Linked DNA regions of Homo sapiens: region 2 is linked to region 1. Evidence: read pairs that join two places in POLR2A ChIA-PET (ENCODE). Cell type or tissue: K562. All regions are shown on one strand.

Region 1 (5,000 bases):
CTCCTGCCTCAGCCTCCCGAGTAGCTGGGACTACAGGCGCCCGCCACCACGCCCGGCTAACTTTTTGTGTTTTTAGTAGAGACAGGGTTTCACCGTGTTAGCCAGGATGGTCTCGATCACCTGACCTCGTGATCCACCCGCCTCAGCCTCCCAAAGTGCTGTGATTACAGGTGTGAGCCACCACGCCTGGCCTAAGACAGAACTTTTGCTTTTCCATTATTCTTTTTTTTTTTTTTTTTGAGATGGAGTTTCACTCCTGTCGCCCAGGCTGGAGTGCAATGGTGTGATCTCGGTTCACTGCAACCTCTGCCTCCCAGGATCAAGTGAGTCTCCTGCCTCAGCCTCCTGAGTAGCTGGGATTACAGGTGCCCACCACCACACCTGGCCAATTTTATATTTTTAGTAGAGACAGGGTTTCTCCAGGTTAGCCAGGCTGGTCTTGAACTCCTGACCTCAGGTGATCCGCCCACCTCGGCCTACCAAAATGCTGGGATTACAGGTGTGAGCCACCGCGGGGGCCTGTCCTTTTTTTTTTTTTTTTTGAGATGCAGTCTGGCTCTGTTGCCCAGGCTACAGTGCAGTGGCATGATCTCGGCTCACTGCAACATCCACCTCCTGGGTTCAAGCGATTTTCCTGCCTCAGCCTCCCAAGTTGCTGGGACTACAGGCATGTGCCACCACGCTCGGCTAATTTTTGTATTTTTAGTAGAGACAGGGTTTCACCGTGCTGGCCAGGCTGGTCTCGAACTCCTGACCTCAGTTGATCCCCCTACTTTGGCCTCCCAAAGTGTTGGGATTACAGGCATGAGCCACCACGCCCGGTCCCATTATTCTTCTTAGACAAAACAGATCCTTTCAAAGGAATGGTAAACTTGGATTACACAATATATTTGTTAAAAAATTGGAATCTCATGCCTGTAATCCCAGCGATTTGGGAGGTGGGAGGGTCTCTTGAGTTCAGGAGTTTGACACCAGTCTGGGCGAAACAGGGAGACCTCGTCTCTACAAATTTTTTTTTTTTTAAATTGGAATCATCCTGAACATCTATTGTTTGGCCCGCCTTTTCAAATGATTTGAATGCTTTTCTACACCACAAAATATAATTTTCAAATGTGTTGTCTTTCAAATGTGATTTGTATGTGGATGCATAATGTTTCCTTATATGGATGTCACTGTCATTTATTTGAGCAATGTTTATGCCTAGAAATGAGACTTGTTGGCAATGTGTATATAGTTGGAGCAAAATGTCTGAGTACTTTGAAAAATGGTGTCAGAGCCCAAATGACTTGGACATCTCCACTCTGAGCCAACTGGCTCAGTGTTAGTCACAACTGGAAAAGGGAGATGGAGAGAATGCCTCACAGACTCATGAATGTGTTTGTATGATGTTATTAACAGAGTAAATTATAAAATCCAGACCTACAAAAGGTCAACTATTTCGTATAATTTGAGCTTGTAGAAAACTTCCTGAATATTCCACTGCTGCACACACACATCTGTTAACTGGCTGAGGTTTGGCAAAGGCAAATCAGTGTTAAGAGTTGAAGTAGCAGCTCTTTCTCAGATTCACACATTCCTTTTCACTTATTGGAAACAAGATATTATCTGACTCCTAGTGTTGCTTACTTGGCAGGCACCTTTCAGTAAATATGAATACATTAAATCTCAGCCTTAAAGACAAAGACCTTACTGTCTTCCTAATTCATGACAAAAATCACAGCCATAAAATAGAAAGAATGAATTCTGGTATTCAGCTGAAGAAAAAGTTTGACTGAGTTGCTTTCCCACCCTGGAAAACTTTCTCTCAGAATAATTTCATGATGGATGATTCTGTGAGGAATGAAACAATGCTGTATCATTGCTATAAATGCTGTAATGTCTGCATGCCAAACTGCTTTCAATTAGTGTTTTCTCTGGAAACTGGAAAGTATGACACAGTCGAGGCATTAGCATGCCCATTTTCTTCAGTAATAAAAAGAAAGGATACTGAGCGGAACTCAGGTGTGATAGAGATTTGAGGTATTTCCAAGTGACGCTTGCCTGACACTCTGTTAAATAAAATTAAAAAGAAAAAAATAAAAGCAAAAAAGATCTCTCTAAGTGGTATGGCATGATTTCTCAGCTACAGCAAAAGAAGCTACCATTATACCCTGCCTTTTCCTCCATCTTGTCTAGAGAACCTAGACGTATAAACTCATAATTTCCTTTTAACTTAATAAAAATTTATAAAATAGGATACAGGAGTTAAGAGGGGGGATGGTTTAGGGTGATGGAAATGTCAGGAGGTCTTTGTGTTGGGGATGACATTTGAACTAGGTCTTGCTAAACTGAGGAATAAAGGAAGATATTCCATTTATAGTGAAGAGCAGATGCAATGTCAAAAAACAAACAAAACATAAATAAGTTGATAAGGCAAGGTGAGAAGTTCAGTGTGGCTGAGAAAAAAAATATGCAAGACAAAAGGTCAGAGATAAAGTTGAGTGTGGCCAAGCAAAGCAGATAGGGTAGAAAGTATCTGGACTTCATCTTTCCATGACGGAGGCCAACAAAGAACTTTTAAGCAGGAGCAAAATATGACCAGATTGACATTATGTCAAGGTCACCTGCTGGAGTTACTGATAATTGGAAGATATTTGTTATTGGTCCCAGTAAAGGAAGACAAAAGCAGTGGTAATTGAATTGAAGACTCAATCCTGGAGAAATTTCTGTGTTAGAATTATACAGTTAGGATATAAAATGATAGACCACTGTTTAATTCCATTGGAATGTGGGTATGAGCCAGGTGAAAGTATGAGTGTGTGTCAGGTGGAGGTGGGAGACTTGGCCGCTACGCTCAGAGAATAAACAGACACAGAGTTTGCCACATACCTCTATCCTATCAGATGGGGGCTGTGCTCTTGAGAAAGTGGTGGATATGTCAGTCCATTCAGGAAAATCCTCTGTGACCTCCCTCACATTTGAACAATTGAAATTACGGGAAGAGTGCTTTCTCTTAGGAAGTCCACTTTATTAAATGTGCCCTCTGGATGCTACGTTTGTATTGAGAATTAGTGCTTTTTAGTTCATTTATTTTGTCATCTTAGATTTTCATGCTGTTCTGCGAGTTATCTTAGCAAAGGGCTCTCTGTAGGTTGAGGGATGATGTTATGAATAGTCGGGGTGAGGTACTTAGAATTTATATAACTACAAGCCTTATGAAAGTGTCTTCTGAGGCCGGTGGAAGCCTTTTGATGAAGACCTTTCAGGGGTTGATCACAACCAGTAAGAACCTGGTTCTCCAATTATGATGATATTTCTGATTTACTTTTCAGCCTATCCAAGCAAATGTTCAGGTCAATTAGGGTTTCTCAGAAAGGGGCAGGAAGTGCATACAGCAGTCAGGCAGATTATCCAGACGTACCACTTCCCTTTGTCAGCTTATCACTGAGTCTGGCTTCCTCCTTGATTGGGTAAACATCCTTTTCTTACCCCTGTTTTTCCCCAAAATCAGCACTTTCCTAATGATTTCCTGTTTCTGAGCAAAATCTTCCATAAATCAAACATGAAATCAAGCAGGATAAATTAGTAAGGCCAGCCATGGAGAGACAAGGTGAAGTCCTACAATTTGTCTGGGGTATGGAAAGTTCAAGAATTAGAAGGGGGTGCCATATCCAGGACACACAGCCTGCTATCCCTTCCTTCTGCTCAGGGCTGTGTGTCATGATAGGAGACACTGATAGGCAAAAAGATCTCCATGAAAGTTAACTAAGATTAGAAATAAACATTTGTCATTTAAGAGCGTCAGATAACTTCTAATTAGTATAGTGCTTATATCCAAGGTTGCAGGATAAAAATGCTTCACAGTGAATACATTTCTACTACTTTCTTTATATGACTGGCAATTTTTTTCCTTGAGCCACTGACAATTTTATCAGGGGAAGAGTTTTCTTCTAGTGATCATAACTTTGATAGCTGTCTTAGTCCATTTTATGCTGCTAAGTAGAATACCTGAGACTGAGTAATTTATAAAGAATAGTCCAAGATCACGGTGCTGGCATTTGGTGAGGGGCTGGTTTCTGCCTGCAAGATGGCGCCTTGCGTGCTCCATCCTTCAGACGGGAGGAACGCGATGTCCTCACATGGCAGAAGAGCAGAAGAGAGGAAACCTGCTCCAACAAGCTTTTCTTAATAACGGCATTCATTAATTCATTAGGGAAGAGCCCTCATGACTTAAATACCTTCCAAAAGACCCTACCTCTCCACACTGTTGCATTGGGGATTGAGTTTCCAACACATAAATTTGGGGGATACATTCAGACCATAACAATAGCTTAGTTTTTGATATGCCAAATATCTTTTTCAAAAAATGTTTTCGTTACATTGTTCACATTATTTGCTAAACACAGTGGCACATGCCACCCCCAGCTACTTGGGAGGCTGATGTGGGAAGATCTTTTGAGCCCAGGAGTTTGAGACTGCAGTGAGTTAGGATCACACCACTGCACTTCAACCAGAGTGAGACTCTGTCTCTAAAATAAAATAAATACATGGTTTATATTATATATCATAAACTGGTGTCTCCTAGGAGAACTTATGATGAATTCAAACTGTGTTAGTTTATGTAAATGTTAAACAGTAAGTTTACTAATGTTTTCTTTTCTTTTTTGAGACGGAGTCTCGCTCTGTCGCCCAGGCTGGAGTGCAGTGGTGCGATCTCGGCTCACTGCAACCTCTGCCTCCCGGGTCCACGCCATTCTCCTGCCTCAGTCTCCTGAGTAGCTGGGACTACAGGCGCCCGCCACCACGCCCGGCTAATTTTTTGTATTTTTAGTAGAGACTGAGTTTCACCGTGTTAGCCAAGATGGTCTCGATCTCCTGACCTTGTGATCTGCCCGCCTCGGCCTCCAAAAGTGCTGGAATTACAAGTGTGAGCCACGGCGCCTGGCCTAATCTTTTCTTAAGACTGCAATGTATTAAAATCTGTAAAACTAAATTTTTCACGGGGTTAAGATGAACACTTT
Region 2 (5,000 bases), 240 kb after region 1:
GAGGCGGAGCTTGCAGTGAGCCGAGATTGCGCCACTGCACTCCAGCCTGGGCGACAGAGCGAGACTCCGTCTCAAAAAAAAAAAAAAAAAAAAAAAAAAATTTGTTTTATTTATTGTTGCATTTTTTCCAAATATTTCTGATATTAGCAGTTGGTTGAATCTTCAGAGTAGAACCAGTGGATATAGAGAGCCTCCTGTACACATATCATTACCATATAGCACTTCCCACTGTACACAACATAGGTGACCAGATGCAACGTCCAAACTTTGTCCACTTAGAGAACTTCTCTCACCATTGTCTTTTAGGGCCACCCAGGAGGGGGGATACAGTTCAGTAATAGTCCATTTTTGGTTCATACCAAGATATTCAATAAGGTATCCATGAATCAGACCTGGTAATTTTCCTCCTCTGATAGCTGGTCAAAGGAAACTCCCACACGAGGCCAAAGGGTTAGCAAAGGAGAAGTATCATTGTATTGGTGATGAGTGATGGGGATTCGGGCCACCTGTTCATGCAGATTACTGTGCCCTCTGGATCTGCTGCAGCTGCATCTAGAACCTACCACTTCTATCACATGATAGATTGCTGCTGAGCCTGCCCAACGTTATGACTTGGTAGTTCTGAAAGTTCTCAGCTCAAGATAAGCAGCTCGGATCCTAGAGTCACTTGATGAGATGCTCTGTCTCTATGGGAGCTTAATACCTACCTAGCCAGGAGCTGCTTTTCATATGGTATATAATTTTATGCTTTGAACGGCATGGCCTTTCTCCCTTCAGTGTATCGAGGACACTCAGCAATAGTCAAATTGTTCTGCAGTAGCTATAAATGATTTCCTTTGTATCTCTCAATCGCTGAAGATATTGAACAAATCAGAGCATTCCCTTCTGTTTCCTGTCTTAGTTAACCACAGGTGAAAGTTCTAGGAATGGCATTGCTATGGCCTGCCAGGGCCTATTAACACAAGACATGAAGTCATTTTCATCTGGTCAGAATCTCATCCATAAAGTGTGCATCCTAAGACCACTTTTGGGGCCAACTGTCTTAAAATAGGCTCTCCTGGAGTCAGATCCCGAGTCAAGGATTCAGGTGCTAGTGATTTATTAAGGGAAAAACCAGTAAGGAAGTGGGAGAAGCAGCAGAGGAGAGGAAAAGAGACTAAACAAGACATCAACTTTTGGTGAAGTCTCAGTTTCAACCCAAATTTGTAGAGAGTAATGATTGACTCCTCATTTAGTTTCACAGCAAAGGAGCTGGGGAGAGGGGGTAGAATTAGATACAGAGCACCCAGGCACCTCCTGCTCTCAGCTGGGGCAGGCAGCCCTAGTGCCTGGGAGAAGATCTCTGAAGGTCACAGATGTTGACTGCTGCTGCAGATCATGTAGAAGCTAGAGGATGGAGGCACAGAACTGGGAAGAGGGATCTCAGGGGATCTGGCCAGGGCACTCTTATGCCTACTCCAAAGTGATACAGGAAGAAACGTGCTGAGTTTAGGGAATCAAGCAATCCTGTGTGAGATGGAGTGGTCAAAGAAGGCTTCCTGGAGGTCAGACTTGAGGTAGATTAATCTAGAGTCAGTGGACGTTGACTCCAATTATTACCAACGGCATCGCAGTTAACGTTTAGTGGGGTTGTCAATAGTGGCTAGAACATAAAAGGGTGTGAGGAACAGGATTTGATCACCACAGTACTTGCTGTTGAGATTCTTTGACACTTTCCTTAGCACGCTTCCTAGGCTGGAGAAAAAATATAGAACAAAAACACAAACATCCTAACTATCTACCCTTTCTCACTAATCTCTCCTGCATATTTGTTTCAAGTCCTCCTCTAAGAAATGTCTTCTGGAGGGGTGAGTGCTGACCATCATTACCTAATTTCCCTGCTCCCCATCCCATTCCCCACTCTTTCCTTCCCATCCCTTCCTCTCTTCTATGTATTGGGTGCTGGTCACCAGTAAGGGCTCTGAAGACACCGCATCCTCTCTCAGGATGTGTTTGCTTTAATTGAACAAGCATTTATGACTTCCCTGCCTCCTCTGAGGGCTTAGCATTTGCTGCAAGTTCCAAATCACTCTTACCTAATACTATGAAAGAGAATTTGATGAGCTGCCCAAAGAAGTATAATAGATTATGAATATGAGTGCTCAGAGACCAGTTTTGTTCAAGCAAACAGGGAAGACATTCAGGAGAATACGGGACCTGATTTGAGTCTTAGAATATAAGATGTAGAGACGGTGTAGGGGAATTGGCCTACAAAGGAGCTGTAGTGTGCGTGAGTGGAGACGCAGATGGTCCCCGATTTACTATGGTTCAACTTCAGAGGTTTTGACGTTAGGATGGTGCAAAAGTTATAAGCATTCAGTATGCTTCTCAATTTACAATGGGGCTACATCAGGATAAACCAATTATAAGTTGAAAATATCAGTTTGTTCAGACTTAATCCCACCTTAAGTCAAGGAGTGCCTGTATTTGATATGGAAGTCAGGAGAATGCTACATTAATACTTCTTCTGCATGATCCTCAGACCATCACCTGAGTATCACAATGAAAGCACCCATTCTCCATTTCTTCTCTCCCATTCACCTATACATTCCTGTTCCCAGAGGGAACCACTTTCAAATCTTCGCCATTTATTATAGTATTCACTTTCATTTTCCTAAAGGATATGATTATACTGCCATGTTTTTGTTTTTTGACTTTAAATATTATTTACTACAATAGATGATAAAGATTTAGCCATCTTACAATTCACACCTCATCCACACACAATTCTTCTATACCCCACTCCTAATGTAGTTATAATAGCATCATATTTGGTTAAGTCAATATTCAAAGATTATATGTTTTGACTATGTAAATGTTATTTACAGCTGAGTTATGTATGGGTTTCATGGTTACATTTTCTTTCCCCGCCCCCTGCATTTTTTTTTTTTTTTTGAGAGAGAGTTTCCCTCTTGTTGCCCAGGCTGGAGTGCAATGACGTGATCTCAGCTCAACACAACCTCCGCCTCTGTGGTTCAAGCGATTCTCCTGCCTCAGCCTCCCGAGTAGCTGGGATTACAGGCATGTGCCACCATGCCCAGCTAATTTTGTATTTTTAGTAGAGACAGGGTTTCTCCATGTTGGTCAGGCTGGTTTCGAACTCCTGACCTCAGATGATCCACCTGCCTCAGCCTCCCAAAGTGCTAGGATTACAGGTGTGAGCTATTGCACCTGGCCTCTTTCCTTTTCTTTAACCACCCCCCTACCCTGGAGTTAATGATTACATTTTTTTGTTTGCTTAGTATTCTTTTGTAATATCACCAGTTTATCCCCAAATTCTGACACAGCTGTCAAACTTTTGTTGGTACAATTATTTATAAATATTAAATATTCTATAAGCTTCTTTTTAATCCTTCCTTCCTTTCTCTTTCTCTTTTCTCTTCTCTTTTCTTCTTCCTTCCTTCCTTCCTTCCTTCCTTCCTTCCTTCCTCTCTCTCTCTCTCTTTCTTTCGAGACAGAATCTCACTCTGTCGCACAGGCTGGAGTGCAGTGGCATGGTCTTGGCTCACTGTAACCTCTGCCTCCCTACCTCAAGCAATTCTCCCACCTCCGCCTCCTAAGTCGCTGGGACTACAGGTGTGTGCCACCACACCTGGCTAATTTTTGTATTTTCAGTAGAGACAGGGTTTTGTCACATTGGCCGGGCTGGTCTTGAACTCCTGACCTCAAGCGATCCGCCCGCTTTGGCCTCCCAAAGTGCTGGGATTACAGGCATGAGCCACCACGCCTGGCCTATAAGCTTCATTTTGGAGGGGAGTCTCTGGGGGCGCTGTCTCTCCTGAACTGGTGATCTCTAACCCTACATTAAACAAGTGTTCTCCTAGAACTTCATTTCATCATCATCTTAGGAATTTCCTTTGCTCCTCTGTGAATCTTGTTCCTTTTTCCCTCACACTGCTTCTTTCTTAGTTTACATCTCCTTGCTTTTGTGGGACATACCAGAACGTGGTTTTTAGAGAGAGAGGGCACATGGGAGGAGGCAGCAGGGTGAAGGTGGGAATGGATGGCTCAGAGGAAACATGCCATATAAGGAAATGTGAAGTTATCACCTGACAGTAATGCAAGGACACCGTGTTGTGTGCTCTTGGAGGTTCTTCCTTCAGAGACAATAAATTTCAACTATACTGGATTTGAAAGGTAAAGCCTTTAAGATAGAGCTTTATATTTTTTGGTGTGCATAACAGGCTTGGATATCTCCTGGAAGACACACTATTCCTCCCCCAAGTACCAAAACACAATCATTAAAGAAGCTGTACTTCACCACATTGACAGAAGAGGGCACCATTAAATGAAGAATCTTGTAAATTAGCCCACATCCACAAAAAGAATTACAAAAAATGGAATAAATCTATGCAAAGCTTCTTAAAGAAAGAGACTCAACACACCTCAAGTGATAAAAATTTTCCACCACTCCAAGGGAGGTAAATACAAAAATGACCATGAAGCAGAGGAAAACTGCAATGCTACACTCCAGACTCAAATAACCTCAAACAAGTATAGACATGTGAAAAGCTATACATATATATACATATATGTGTATATATGTATATATATGTATATATGTGTGTATATATGTATATATTTGAACCTCCCAGGTTCAAACATAAATTTTAGAACTATATTTATTTTTTGAACCTCCCAGGTTCAAGAGATTCTCCTGCCTTAGCCTCCCAAGTAGCTGGGATTACAGGTGGGCGCCATCACACCCAGGGAATTTTTGTATTTTTAGTAGAGACGGGGTTTCACCATGTTGTCCAGACTGGTCTCAAACTCCTAACCTCAAGTGATCCACCTGTCTTGGCCTCCCAGAGTGCTGGGATTACAGGCATGAGCCACTGCGCCTGGCCTGAAAAACTATCTTTAATCAGAAATTAAAATATAAATGGATTTAGAAAAAAATGGGAAGTAATGAACAGTGTGTTGATTGAACTCAGAAAGAAAATAAAAGAAAAAGAAAAATA

Evidence for each region. Peaks named below come from ENCODE experiments on the same cell type or tissue, not always from the same donor. Only the 100,000 strongest peaks of a DNase experiment are listed, where the experiment ranks them.
Region 2: POLR2A ChIA-PET joins it to region 1 with 5 read pairs; 3 of 35 experiments call an interaction of 5 or more read pairs at or near these places.

What each region holds. Positions count from the first base shown.
Region 1 is chr3:186,868,133-186,873,132 of GRCh38, forward strand. No RefSeq gene overlaps it. Among named protein-coding and RNA genes, the nearest start is that of ADIPOQ-AS1, 9.3 kb to the left of the region's middle. RefSeq lists an enhancer at 239-1,036 and a cis regulatory region at 3,165-3,768. In K562, no CTCF peak of the experiment used is centred here; DNase peaks (open chromatin) are centred at 2,506, 2,879 and 3,399.
Region 2 is chr3:187,109,086-187,114,085 of GRCh38, forward strand. No RefSeq gene overlaps it. Among named protein-coding and RNA genes, the nearest start is that of RPL39L, 28 kb to the right of the region's middle. In K562, a CTCF peak has its summit at 4,314 (motif pointing right); no DNase peak of the experiment used is centred here.